Regions from separate parts of the Homo sapiens genome. Here region 1 is linked to region 2. A link is a contact called in ENCODE Hi-C data. All regions are on one chromosome and are shown on one strand. The core of a region is the stretch at or near the end of the contact, and the rest is flanking DNA. Distances in the headings are between cores, read along the strand shown.

What was found. A loop is a pair of places that touch in the nucleus more often than their neighbours do. Pooled maps may share reads with other maps.
Region 1: a loop to region 2 is called in a pooled map, with 2.2 times the contacts of the local background. The contact joins the promoter of LGALS9C here to the promoter of SHMT1 in region 2. A Hi-C loop is called at or near these places in 2 of 50 pooled maps.

Annotation. Positions count from the first base shown.
Region 1 is chr17:18,475,349-18,478,048 of GRCh38, reverse strand. It overlaps LGALS9C (galectin 9C), which reads right to left and starts at 1,260. Exons shown (of 11, transcript NM_001040078.3): 1 at 1,156-1,260. The coding sequence starts at 1,194.
Region 2 is chr17:18,362,192-18,364,891 of GRCh38, reverse strand. SHMT1 (serine hydroxymethyltransferase 1) reads left to right here and starts at 1,342. Exons shown (of 12, transcript NM_004169.5): 1 at 1,342-1,520. RefSeq lists a silencer at 1,248-1,717.

The sequences.
Region 1 (2,700 bases), core at 11-2,510, 110 kb before region 2:
TTTCTCCATTCTTCCTCTCTGGAGTCTAGAAAGCAGAGCTGAGCTCTGCAGACCAGAACATAGGCAGCCTCATTCTGGACTCAGTATCACCAGAGGGCACCCAAGCCCAACCCTGGCCTCTGCTGAGGTGGCCCCTGGCAGCTTCCCTGCCCTCAGCACCCTGCCTCTGCCCACCCTCCCCATTCTGCCTCCCCACTCAGGAAGGGCCCATCAGCCCACCCACTCCAGCCCCTCGGGAAGCTCTTTGCCAAGGCAGGGTGAGATCCTGTGACAGGACCCAGCCCAGGACACAGTCACCCCTGAAGGCTCCTGGGCTCCTGGGGCTGCCACTCCCATCTGGGGGCATTTGGCAACTGGCCTTTGCCTCCCTGAACCTTGGATTTTCCGTGAATGAAGGGGACTCATAAACCTCACAGAGTTTCAGCAAGGCACCTGCAGCCCTCTGACCCCACACTGCAGGGACAGTCCCTGCCTCCGTCACCTCTGAGACTGTCCGTCTACAGATGCCCTGACATGCCTATGCCTGGTTAACTCCGCCTCACCCTTCAGAGCACAGACACCTCCTCGGGAGGCCTTCCCTGCTGCACCCAGACTCCCAATAACATGAAACACTCCCAAAGCACCTACAGTGTGTCAGGCACTGTTCAAACACTCTAGATACACTACTTCCTTAATCCATATCCCAACCCTGGGAGTGGGGGGCTCAAGTATTATTCCCACTTCACAGATATGGAAACTGAGGCCCAGAGACCACCAGCCAGTAAATAGCTGGACCCAGGGAGGCCAACTCCACAGTACGCACCCTTAACTACCATGCCGGGTAGCATCCTTACTGTCCCAGAAGCATGCTTGCTTCCTCTTTACACAAACCATCCCACTCTACACCTCTTCCCCTGAGCGCACAGGACAGGACAGGACAGCTCAGCCAACACTGTCAAACCCATGACTCATGGGAGGAGCATCTCTCCAGGCATGAGTGAGCTCAGCATGGCACAGCTGTGCCAGGACGACCCCCACTGACATTTCTGCCCTGCTTGTGTTCTCTTTGGGATGCCCCCACCCCTATCTCCTGCCACCCAGGAGTTGCTTCCTCAGAGCCCCAGAACTGTGTCCCCCTGGCTGAGGCAGCCCTGTGCCCACGGCCCCGGAACTCACTGGGCTCAGATAGGGAGCCTGGCAACCGCTGAAGGCCATCTCTCCACCGCCTCTGTGGCCACCACTGCCTTTGACACCTGCCAGGCAGTCCTTTGCAGAAGGAATGACTTAACAAAGTAATAGAAACCAAAGCAACTTGGCTGTTATTCAATGGGGAGGAGCCGGCAGCAAGAGGAAGTGGGTCCAGAGAGAGAAAGGTAGGGTGTTGGGTGAACTGGGGTGACACTCATAGAGGGAAGTAGGCACTCCCAGCCCCAGTGACCTTTCCCTCCTCCCTCTCCTGTGCTCAACCCAAGCCTGAAGCATATTTGGTTCATAGAGGTCTACAATGCTTGACCACACTGACATGACAGTGAGTTGCCAGATGACACTGCCCAGAAGTATGTGGCTGTGTGTCCTAAGCATGCTTGGCCACTGGTTCCAGAAAATAATGGGGCTGGGTATTGCCTGTGCACAGGGTGCTTGTGGGGAAGGGTGGCTTCAACTCATTTTACATATAGAGAAGCTGAGGCTCAGAGTCTGAGGGACATGCCCCAGGTCACACAGCTAATTCGTGGCAGCCTGAGCTATATGAAGATTCTCAGAATCTTCAAGAAGTATTTCTCCTCTTTAAATTTCTATTCTTCATGTTAAAACATAATTATGTAGAAGGGAATATTTTGCATGAAAAACACTATAATGAAGATTTTTATTCTAGAGTATGGGGTGCCCAGGAGCTTCTGATCCTCCCCCTCAGTGAATCTCTCTTTCTTCTCTTCTCCATCCTTATTTTGTGAGCTTTAGGATGGGGAGAGAAGTATTGGACATAATAGAACATTTCAAGTGACATGGGAGTGGGAAGGAACATATGGCATGAACTGCCTTTAATTGGCTTCAGCACCTAGTTAGGGGAAATAATTGGCTGAAACAGAGAATAACAGGATAGGCTGCAGAGGGGAGAGGGAGCCATGAAATAAACTTACCTGAAGTTGACCAGGTCCCAACGATGTGCTGGCGAGAAGGCCCAGAACTCAAGCTGGGGATGGGCGGGTAAGGACCATACAGGCTCGAGGGGATGGCAGGTGCCCCAGGGCCATACGTAAGTCTGCACCTCTCTTCCTTCCTGTGTTCTGCCTAGATGCACTAGAATTTGCAGACGAACTCCTTTGAGATGTTCCCATAGACTGAGGCCGTGTGTGTCGTCTGCACTCACCATCCCATTATGTTCTGGATCAAGTAGAATTTGACCAAGTTAAGGAGTAGACAGTACAAGGGGAGCAGAAAGGAGAGAAAAGAAGGGAAATTCTTTGCAATCCTCTCGAATACCAGGAATATTTTCATCACGTCACGTCATTTGTAGCAATCACCAATTGATTGGGATATGGAACAACTGGAACTATCATTCATAGCAGACTTGAGTGTAAAATAATCCAACTTAGAAAAATGGGCAGGGCGTGGTGGCTCATGCCTGTAATCCCAGCCCTTTGGGAGGCTGAAGTGGGAGGATCACTTGAGTCCAAGAAGTTGAGACCAGCCTGGTCAAGATAGGAAGACCCTGTCTCTACA
Region 2 (2,700 bases), core at 93-2,592:
GGGAGGCTGAGGCAGGAGAATGGCATGAACCCAGGAGGCAGAGCTCGCAGTGGGCCTAGATCGCGCCACAGCACTCCAGCCTGGGCAAGAGAGGGAGACTCCGTCTCAAAAATAAAAAAAAATTAGCCAGGCGTGGTGGCGGAGGCCTGTAGTCCCAGCTACTCAGGAGGCTGAAGCAGGAGAATGACGTGAACCCGGGAGGTGGAGCTTGCAGTGAGCCGAGATCGCGCCACTGCACTCCAGCCTGGGCGACAGAGCAAGACTCTGTCTCAAAAAAAAAAAAAAGTTTTTTTTGTATTTTTTGTTTGTTTGTTTTTCGAGATGATGAGGGTCTCACTCTGTTGCCCAGGCTGGAGTACAGAGGCAAGATCATTGCTTACTGCAACCTCTGCCTCCCAGGCTCAAGTGATCCTCCCATTCAGCCCCCCAAGTAGCTGGGACTACAGGCGACTGCCACCACACCCAGCTAATTTTAAAATTATTTGTAGAGACAAGGTTTCACCATTTTGCCCAGGCTGGTCTTGAACTCCTAGGCTCAAGCCATCTGCCTCGGCCTCCCAAAGTGCTGGAATTACAGGGGTGAGCCACTGCGCCCGGTTTTTATCATTCTTATAATAATTATTGTTATCATTTGACAAATAAAAAAATTTATGACGCAGCCTCAGGTGGTCCTGACATGTGGCCCCGGTTTTTATCATTCTTAACAATAGGTAATGTTCATTGAGTCCTTATTGTGTGTCAGTATTTTATTTATCTTATTTTATTCTTCTTGAGACGTTGTCTCGCTCCGTCCCCCAGGCTGGAGTGCAGTGGCGCGATCTCGACTCACTGCAACCTCCGCCTCCTGGGAGGCAACATAGTTAGACCCCCATCTCTACTTCAACCTGGGGGACAGAGTGAGACCCTGTCTCAAAAAAATAAAAATAAAAAATAACAAAAATAATAATAATAAAGTGTCTGCTCTTGGATTATACACCTACAGAGTAATAATGTTGCAGTTTGGACGCACATTTGTCCTACTTTAAATGACCACCCTGCAAACTAAAAGTAGTACCATGAACAAAATTCACTCATAATCCCACGGCCCAAGCGACAGGCTTAAGTGAGGAAGGCCCTGTGTAGTCTTCCTGGAAATCTTGGTCCACACACCAGCCCTGCAGCCAAAGCGGGTCAGTTCTGCAGGTCCCTGCCCCAGGTGCGCAGCTGCACTACGCGGCCTCCGGCCCGCCCCGGAGAAACAGGCCCTGCCCGCCGCTGCGCCGCAGCCAATAGCGCGGGTGCGTTTGGTGGCGGCCCATGCTTGGCTGCGCTCTCTGATTGGGCGCCTCCGGGGGCGGGGCCAAGCCCAAGCCTGGCGCGCAGAGTGCACCTTCCTGAGCTCGAGCGGTCCAGCGCCAAGTTCGGGGTTTGGGGTTGGAGCGGCTGGTCACGTGGCTGGCCCGCGGCGGTGCGCGGGGCGTTGGGTCAGCGGGTCTGGGACTGGTGGCACCGGCGGCGGCGTAGGACGGAGGCGTCGCTAGGTACGTGCGCGGGCCGTGTTCCGGTAGGTGGGCGGCTTCGGGTCCGAGGGCCGCGGCGTCCCAGAGCCCGGGGGGTGCTTCGGCGTCCTCGCTGTCCCCCGCCGTACCCCACCCTCTGCAGCCGCAATGACGGGAGGGGAGCGCTTGGGTCGCGCCTGGGCTGGGGATCGGGCGGCGGCCAGCCGCAGCGCCCCAGTTCCAGGCACATTCGGTATGATGGGGTGGCGGCCCGTGGCCTTTGGCAAGAATGCGAAGGCTTATCGGGGATGTGAGTAGTAGCTCTCCACTGAACACTTTTCTCGTTGAGCATTTTCGATTTAAACAATCCTAGCTCCTTCACAACAAAGCTGCAAGTCAAGTGCTACTGTTTCCCCCATTTTACAGGTGAGGAAGGTGGTGGGGCCCTGAGAAAGGAGGCAACTTAAATGGCAGAGCCCGGAATAGAACCCGGGTTCTCAAAGCCTGCGCCCCTAAAGGCTGCGCGCAGGGTCGCTCCACTTTTGGCCCGTGCCACCAGATCCCTGTGGGGAATGAGCTCTTCCTGTTGCCCGCAATCTGCCACCCCCTGTTCTAGGAGACAAATGTTGCACTGTGAAGTTCTTGGCCCGGTGCCTTGGCTTCGAGATTCCGGGAGTTAAGTGACCCTTGGTCCAGCTGAGGTCAGCACAGATGCGGGCCTTCAATCGGGCAGTTACCCAGAGAATAGACTGGAAACACCAGTTTAGGTTCTTGCAGAAATAACATTGTAGGCCGGGCGCGGTGGCTCATGCCTGTAATCCCAGCATTTTGGGAGGCCGAGGTGGGCGGATCACTTGAGGTTAGTAGTTGGAGACCAGCCTGGCCAACATGGTGAAACCCCGTCTGTACTAAAAATACAAAAAAACCTGGCTGCCCATGGTGGCACACACCTATAATCCCAGCTACTCGGAAGGCTGAGGCAGGAGAATCGCTTGAACCCGGGAGGTGGAGGTTGCAGTGAGCGGAGATCACGCCACTGCACTCCAGCCTGAGTGACAGAGTGAGACTCTATCTCAAAAGAAAGAAAGAGAGAGAAAGAAAAGAAAAAAAAGAAAAGAAATAACGTAAATTTATTACTTGGGGGAACTTGGAACGGAAGTGGGTAATTGTGTTTTTATTTAGTGCAATGTCCTGGGACAAGGCCTTGGAACTGAAGAGAAAC